Linked DNA regions of Homo sapiens: region 1 is linked to region 2. A link is an interaction called in ENCODE POLR2A ChIA-PET data of the cell type or tissue named here. Cell type or tissue: OCI-LY7. All regions are shown on one strand. Each heading gives the region's core, and the rest is flanking DNA. Links, peaks and the distances in the headings are about the cores only.

Evidence for each region. ChIA-PET counts read pairs that join two places held together with the same protein. Peaks named below come from ENCODE experiments on the same cell type or tissue, not always from the same donor. Only the 100,000 strongest peaks of a DNase experiment are listed, where the experiment ranks them.
Region 1: POLR2A ChIA-PET joins it to region 2 with 8 read pairs; 2 of 35 experiments call an interaction of 5 or more read pairs at or near these places.

The regions. Positions count from the first base shown.
Region 1 is chr1:167,150,779-167,155,175 of GRCh38, reverse strand. No RefSeq gene overlaps it. Among named protein-coding and RNA genes, the nearest start is that of LINC01363, 43 kb to the left of the region's middle. In OCI-LY7, for the core only: no CTCF peak of the experiment used is centred there; a DNase peak (open chromatin) is centred at 2,445.
Region 2 is chr1:166,820,792-166,825,188 of GRCh38, reverse strand. No RefSeq gene overlaps it. Among named protein-coding and RNA genes, the nearest start is that of POGK, 16 kb to the left of the region's middle. In OCI-LY7, for the core only: CTCF peaks have their summits at 2,404 and 2,608; no DNase peak of the experiment used is centred there.

The sequences.
Region 1 (4,397 bases), core at 214-4,213, 330 kb before region 2:
ATTTACCAAATTACTGATTCACCAAAACCTTGATTCTATTAACTGCCTATGGAGCTTATAACAGATTGTTTGTATGAAATTGCTTTAATAGTCTTTGAAGATTTATTTTCCATTTTTGTTTGGTGTGGCTCACAGGAGCTGCTTCACCTCAGCTCTCTCCCTAAGAATTTATCAGGGCTTATTTGAATGTTCATTTCATGTTTTTCACCTTTTAGGGCCTTGCACGGCTTGTATAGCATTTTATATGTGAATGGGTGAGCTTGCCCTTCAACATAGATTATGACCTTCTCTAGTTTTGAGGCCTTATGCCTAACTTGGATTTTAGCCACATTCCTAAATTTGTATATAGACCCCATTTCATGGAAAGAATTTTTGCTAGTTTCCACATATTTTATGGATACATAAAAATTGACATGCAGACAAAAACTTTGTTCAAAAGACTGACAAAGTCAGCACAAATAGGGAAAGGCAAATTGATATAAAACTGTTTAAAGGGCAAACTCTTCTTTCATGTATATGATATCAAATGAAAGAGTTTGAAATTTGAAACATGCACAAAGTATTTATTTGATTGAGCTTATTCACAAAGCCATGATTAAGAGTAATAGGGAAGGCATGTAATGCATTGGCAAAGAGAAATCTACCTTATTTTTCATAAATTCCTTGACATTTGAGATGTGCAAAATGCACAACATTTGAAATACCCAGGATCTTCTCATTACTTAATGATATAGACCAAAAGTGCCAAACACACTAGGATTTGGCCAGCCACAGTGACTCAATGGTAGCAAATTGGCTTATGGTGAAATTGCTGCAGTACTAGACATGGCTTAAAGTACTAAATTTGGCAGTTTGGGGTGAATTAATCTTTCAGCAAGTTAATATTTGACACATTGGCTTTTGGTGAATTGGTCATTTAGTGACTTGACTTTTGGATAATTGATCTTTGACAAATTGGCTTTCATCAAATTTAATTTTAGTTCTTCCTTGGATTTATTATCCTCAGTTAAGTTAACGTTAAATCTTCTCTAGCCTTGGGCATTCCTAGTTCTTTAAGATGATTTAGCAAACTCTGAATGGATCCTACTACACTGATCTTCCTGAGGGCAAGTATTTTTAACTTCTTGAGAAACACGTCACTAACACTTGCCTATATTGTTTATCAGTATTTCGCCCTCCATTTCCTTGATGCTACTGAGCAATTCATGCCATACAGAGTTAAGGTATGCGATCTTACCGCTAATCAGTTCCTGGGGTCGCCTCAGACATTGATTTTCCATGGGGGCCATACTTCTGGGGGGTGCGTAGTTTGGACATTTATGGAAGCATTTTTGTCACAATGACAAAATTGTGGGTCAACTAGCATTTTAGGAAGTGGGGGCCAAGGATGCTGGACTTCCTGAAACGCAACTGTTCTGTGTCCCATATGCCTTTGGAAAATCACAGTAGACATTTGTGTTGATGAAAATCTTACAGACTACCTGTGCCTGGAATGTAACTCTGTTTTACATATAAACGTCATGTGTTTTTTGCATGGTTGAATATATACTGAAATTTTTAGGATCATAACTATTGTGGGAATCAAGGCAAGATGATATTTTGTTTTGTTTAGAACTTTAAGCTGGGCTCAGTCGCTCACGTCCATAATCCCAGAGTTTTGGGAAGCCAAGGTAGGAGGATTGCTTGAGCCCGGGAGTTTGAGGCCAGCCTGGGCAACATGGAGAGACCCCATCTCTACAAAAAATTAAAAAAATTAGCCCGGTGTGGTGGCATGCACCTGTGGTACCAAATGCACAAGAGGCAGAGGCAGAAGAATCACTTGAGCCCAAGAGGTTGAGGCTGCAGTGAGCCATGTTTGTGCCACTGCACTCCAGCTTGGGTAACAGAGTGAGACCCTGTCTCAAAAAAAAAAAAAAAAAGAACTTTACCAAGAATTTTGGAAATGCATGTTTCTGACAGCAACCCTTCTCATAATATTGAATCGCCAATTTAACTGCAGCTATATCCCTTGTGTTCACAATGATTTTAAGTAAAGGTGCAGGCACCTGGCCCTTTGCTATGTCTTCTAGGGCAGCTGTGTACTAGAATTCACATATTTAAATATATTTTATTATCCACTACTCTCCTTTTATTTTTCTTTACATTGTAGGTAGGACATTATATTTATTTTAAAAATTATATGTGTAGGTAGGTTATATATCTAAGAACTTCATTTCTAGATAGCAAAATGAATATTATGAAATATTTCTTACAAAAGTTAAGTATTATGTGTGAAAGGGTTGAGAAGCACGGTCTTACACTAGCTTTCTCTCTGCACTGCTCCATTTTCAGATCCTGGTACTCTGCTTCTTTCTGTTTCTCTAATTGCTCTGAGGGGCGGAAGGAGCTTTGTAGTCAGCCTAGGCTTTGGGGCAGGAAAGAACAACCTCCGAGATGAATTGACCTGGCAGAGTGCTCAGAGGCCTCAAGGTCATTGACTTCCTGTGTTGTAACATAAAACATCTTCCCCTCCGGCACCCACCCACTGACACCTCCCCATCACAGCCTGGCAGCCAGAAGGACGTTTCCCTGTGAAAACATTTCACTCCCACTGGTGAAGCAGCAAAGGGATGGTGTGCTTTAAGAGAACACCAAAACCCTGGCCAAGCCCAGTGTGTCTCTACTTTGGGGCTTTTGGCTAAAAAGTACAATATCTCTCAAAAATGCCTGTATAAGCATGTCAACCTGGGAGGAGTAACCTGCTAAAGCTTCAGCATTTATGACCTGAGATGATTAGGCTAGCCAGGCTGTGGGCAAGAGAGGGCAAGCCTCTGCAGAAACTGTCTCTGCGGTGGGAAGGGAGAAGGGCTGGCCTGGGGACTAGTCAAGAAATCTTGCTGGTGTGGGCCCTGCAGAGGTCACCTGAGAGGGTAGCATGGCGGGGTGTGGGAGGGAGACACAGACTTCACCAAGAGGTTGCCAAAGGCTACTTCTGAGACATGCCACTGCCAGGGAGGGAGACAGACTGTTTCCCACAGGAATATGCCTGGGAAGCTGATGTTACCACCACATTAAGGTGGGGTTTGCATAAGGATAGCAGGTGGGGAAAAAGCAAATAGTTATCTCTGTTGCTGGAGTCAGAGGGGATTTTTATTCTTTTCCTTTTCTTTTCTACATTTCACAGACAACCGGGAGTAAATAATACATACACTGGCTGGAGTCTGGCTCTACGGTCACACTGCTTGGGTGTGAATCCCAGAGCTACCACTTAGGAACTGTGATCTTGGACAAAATACTAAACCTGTATAAGTTGTTTCCTCCACTGCAAAATGGAGATAATAATAGAACTGATGTCATAGAGGAGATTGGAGCACAAATGAGCCAACACATATAGAGCACTGTGGTCTTCAATAGCTAAAATGACTACGGTGACCTTAACTTTGAGGGAGTGAGTTTCTCTGGGAATGTTCTGGCTGAGCCATGCCTCGAGTGGAACCTTCAAAGTGGTCACTGTGTGTATCATCTTGGGCCTGACTCTCCTACTCTAGGGAGCCACAGGCATTTGGTGCTACAGACACCTGGTCAAGTACTTTCCTGCCCTGAATAAACAAATAAATGGTACCAGCCCAGCACTAGAAGCCCAGGAAGTGGGTGGCAGAAGCAAAGCAGGATAGAATGGGCAGCCAGTCTGGAGAGGGGTCACTGAGGAGAGAAATGGCCACTTTGGTACCAGAGCAGGCCTTGGGCAAACTTGTGGCTCAAAGAAGTTGGTCATCAGTGTCCTCTCAATATCCCTTTCAGCCCTACCTTCCACCTTGTTTCTTTTAAAATGATGATTTTATGGGCCAGAGTAACAGAATATTTTTATATGGGATTTTTCTCTTTACCTTCCAATAACTATCAACACAAATCCTAGCTATAAGTTGGTGCATTTTTTTTTATTTTACTTTATTTATTTATTTATTTTTTTATTTTTTTAGGCAGAGTTTTGCTCTTTCACCCAGGCTGGAGTGAAGTGGTGTGATATCGGCTCACTGCAACCTCCGCCCTCTGGGTTCAAGCAATTCTCCTGCCTCAGCCTCTCAAGTAGCTGGGATTACAGGCACCCACCACCACCCCTGGCTAATTTTTGTATTTTTAGTAGAGACAGGGTTTCCCCATGTTGGCCAGGCTGGTCTCGAACTCCTGACTTCAGGTGATCCGCCCACGTCGGCCTCCCAAAGTGCCAGAATTACAGACGTGAGTCACCGTGCCCGTCCAGCTGCATTTATTTTTAAATACCTTTCCCCTCAACTTTTTCACCTGAAATTTTCAGACTATTTTACTTTGGGGATTATACATTTTTTTGTCCTCTGTTAAATTTAACTAATATTTACTGAGCATGGGTTATGCACTGGATGACAGTAAAGTTCTAGAAC
Region 2 (4,397 bases), core at 201-4,200:
TGTAGTTCCAGCTACTCACTCGGGAGGCTGAGGCAGAATTGCTTGAGCCTGGGAGGCTAAGGTTGCAGTGAGCCAAGATTGTGCCACTGCACTCTAGCCTGGGCCACAGAGCAAGACTCTGTCTCAAAACAAAACAAAACAAAATACTCATACAAAAATAGAATGAACATACATCAAAGGTTTATTAAGCTTGTTAATAAGGGGATCAACAAGATGGTAAAACTGGTGTCAAGATCATTTGAAGAAGTTTTAGGCACTGAGGAAAGAATGTTGAATGCCAGGTTATACGCAAACCTGGGTTACTATCATACTGGCCAATAAAACCATAATTTTGTGGTTCTCCTTTCTATAGTATAGGAATTGTTTGCATTGCTACCTAATGAAAATCTGCAAGTTATCATCTAACCTCACAGTATCTGGGCCCCAATCAATAATAAATAGCAAGTCAAACAAAGGTATGTCTACTAGAGAATCAAGTAATTTTGGGGTGAGCCTGTTAAACAAAGCTTCAGTCTCACATTGAAAGGGCATGCAGGCCGGGCACGGTGGCTCATGCCTGTAATCCCAGCACTCTGGGAGGCCAAGGCGGGCGGATCACGAGGTCAGGAGATCGAGACCATCCTGGCTAACATGGTGAAACCCTGTCTCTATTAAAAATACAACAAAAATTAGCTGGGCATGGTGGCGGGCACCTGTAGTCCCAGCTACTGGGAAGGCTGAGGCAGGAGAATAGCGTGAACCCGGGAGGCGGAGCTTGTAGTGAGCCCAGATCGTGCCACTGTACTCCAGCCTGGGCAACAGAGCAAGGCTCTGTCTCAAAAAAAAAAAAAAAAAAAGAAAAAAAAAGAAAAAGGGCATGCAGTTCTCCTTCTGTCTAATTCCCAAGTTTTGGATAATTTTTCTTAACAGTAATGTAGACCAAATTAATCTAAAAGTAATTTCTACTTAATAAGTTAGAATTTTTTTAAAAGAAGAGATTTCTAATTATAAAAAGTAGTGTGACCTTATTTTTAACCCCAGAATGAGAACACTCAATTTGACACATTCGAAGTTGAGGATGGATAACTAGTAAGGCAGCTTATTTGAAACCAAGATTTCCAGACAATTGTGAAGGGTGCTCAGTATGAGAATACAGAGTCTCCCCCGCCATTCATTTTTCCTTTAAAACATTTTCTTGATTAAGGAGTTTTTGTTTTGAGGTGTGTGCAATGTATTATCGTGCTCAGAAATCCATGTAGGCAGGGAAATGAGCATGCTGTGGAACTGGTCCTAACAGACCTCACGGGATTGTGGCTCTGTGGCTGGACATGGTCCTCCATAGAATGAGGTTGTAGGGGCTGGAGCCTCCACCCTCACAAATTTGGAACTGTGTTTTCTGCTCTATCAATGGTAAGAAACTACCAGAGCAAAAAGAATATGGGAAAAAATGAGGAAGGAACTGCATTATCTCATATAATTTTTTGCATCACAGTGGGTATTGTTATTTCCATTTTACTGAAAGAAAAGCAAAACTTAGAAATATTATGTAGTAATAGATTGATGCAGTTAGTGGCAGGACTGAGTTTATTCATCTCCAAAGACAGTTATTTTTTCTTTTTCTTTTATTAAAAATGTTGGTCACAGCCGGCCCTGGTGGTTCACGCCTGTAAACCCAGCACTTTGGGAGGCCAAGGCGGGTGGATTACCTGAGGTCGGGAGTTTGAGATTGGCCTGACCAATATGGAGAAACCTAGTCTCTACTAAAAATCCAAATTAGTCGGGCGTGGCGGTGCATGCCTGTAATCCCAGCTACTCGGGAAGGCTGAGGCAGGAGAATCGCTTGAATCCGGGAGGCGGAGGTTGCTGATGAGCCAAGATCGCGCCATTGCACTCCAGCCTGGGCAACAAAAGCAAAACTCCGTCTCAAAAAAAAAAAAAAAAAAAAAATGTCGGTCACTGCTTCCATCTGGGTGGCTCAGCAAGGCAGATGGTTCATAGTTCTTGTCTGTGACCCTTGTGTTACCGTCTTAGGTTTCTCAGTACACATGGAGCTCTTGAAACATGGCCTGGCACAAGGTCAGCACTCAGTATATGTTGGCTATTACCTTCCTTATCTCCCCTCCATGCCACCCCACTCTCCACATTGATAGCAGTAGTCCAGACCTACACAAGATTTGACACTTCAGGGTATGTTCACTCTCATTGTTTTATTTGATCCTTGCAATACTCCCATGAAATTGGCAGGGCAGGTATTATTTCTACTGTTTTACAGATGAGAAGACTGAGGTTTATGTAGAGGAAGCGCCCTTCTCATGATAACATCAAATATTAAAAGGCAGATGTGGAAAATAGAGGCGTCCCCGTGGCACCGCACAATACCACTACCCCTTTAGCCACACTGTTGTTTTTCATTCGTGCTATTTACGTGCTCCCCACAGCAAGCCTGAGTGACGATGGCACGTTCTCTCTGGAGCGTCTCTTCAATCTTTTCTACTTCTTCCCCCTCTCTCCTTCTCCTTAAACTTTCCTTTTGAGAAAGGTGCTTTGGAAACCTAAAAAAGGGTAGCATCAAACCCTAAAACCACACATGCTGCAGAGTGAGGGAGGGCTGAAGGCTGAGCGCCCTGCCCCTGCTGTCCATTTTGGGTAGGGCAGGAGCTCTGAACCAAGCCGGGACGGGAGGGGAGGAGGGCGTATCTAAATTACCCCAAGAAATAGATACTGAGGTAAAGTTCACAATAATAAGCTAGGAAGCAACCTCTGAAGAAATTCACTTCCTACTTGTTCTTTGTAGCACCCCTAGAAAAAAAACACTGTGAGGATGTTGAAGAATCAGGTGGGATTATTAGAAGTAATAAGAATCGTATTAGTAAAAATGCATATTAATACTATTACAAAATCCTGGGTTTTGGAATGAGACACATCAAGGGTCTAATACCAACTTTGTTACTGCTGAGCTTTTTTGGCCTTGGGGAAATTACCCCCACCTTTGTGGCCTCACTTCCCCCTTTGGTTAGAAGTAAATCAGCCAATCTGTGCCAAGTGCCTCCCGTAGTATCTGGAACACAATGGACACACGGTGGAAAAATAAAAAAAGAAGACAGAGATGGGACAAAGATACTGTGGTCATTAAAAACACTTAACAATGGACTACCTTAATGGAATATATATTCACTTCATACATTTAAAAATTTAAAACTATTTTATATATTTATTCCCGATTTTTGCTGCTTTTATCTTTTTAGACACATATTGATTATGGAAATTGGTGAACTTGTCCTTAAAAGTAATTACCTATTCAACTCCATACCCATCAAGAAGAAAGATGTCCCTCCCACAGAAGAGAAGTCTCCATGCCTGGTGTATGAGCCCTAAACAAACCAAAGACCAAACCGTTTCCTTTAACCACTTCACTCCATTTCCCACAGGTGGCTCAAGACAGAGCTGAAGCGATTAGGGGAGGCTTCCTGGAGCAGGAGGTGGGTACAGAGTTGAAATAAGTAGAAAGAAGATAAGGAGTTAATGAATATGCCTCATATTATTCTTCAAAGGCCTTTCGATTTACAAAAAGTTTCGAAGGTTAGAGGATCCTGAAGGGAGAAGTAATATAGGTGAGACCAAAAGGATGTTTCAAGAGAACCTGAGGGAAAGAGGCCATTTGGTGTGATAATTACGTTTATAATTTATGGAAACTTCAGAAGGTTTACAATATGATAAAAGCTTAAAGATATTTATTGTTAACTAACAAAAATAGCCAAGCAATGATATCATAACCTGTGATCTATTATATCCATTAGAATTATTAGATTAGTAAAAGAAAAAAATGCAAGTTGGATAGTGATACTGTTTGGACCTGTGTCCCCACCCAAATCTCGTGTTTGATTGTAATCCCGTGTTGGAGGTGGTGTCTGGTGGGAGGTGACTGGATCATGGGGATAGGGTTCTCATGAATGGTTTAGCACCATCTCCTTGGTGGTGTTTTTATGATAGTGAGTGAGTGAGTTCTCATGAGATCTGGTTGTTTAAAAGTGTGTAGCACCTCCCTCTTGTCTCTCTTCCTCCTGCTTCCAGCCATATGAAGATGTCTGCTCCCACTTTGCCTTCTGCCCTGAGTACAAGTTTCCTGAGGCCTCCCCAGAAGCAGATGCTGCCATGTTTTCTGTACAGGCTGCAGAACTGTGAGCCAATAAAACCTCTTTTCTTTATAAATTATCCAGTCTCAGGTAGTTCTTTACAAGAGCGCTAGAATGGACTAATACAGAAAATTGGTACTGAGGAGTGGGGCATTGCTGTAAAGATACTTGAAAATGTGGAAGTGACTTTGGAACTGGGTAAAGGGCAGAGGTTGGAAGAGTGTGACAGGCTTAGAAGAAGACAGCAAGATGAGGGAAAGTTTGGAACTTCCTAGAGACTTGGCA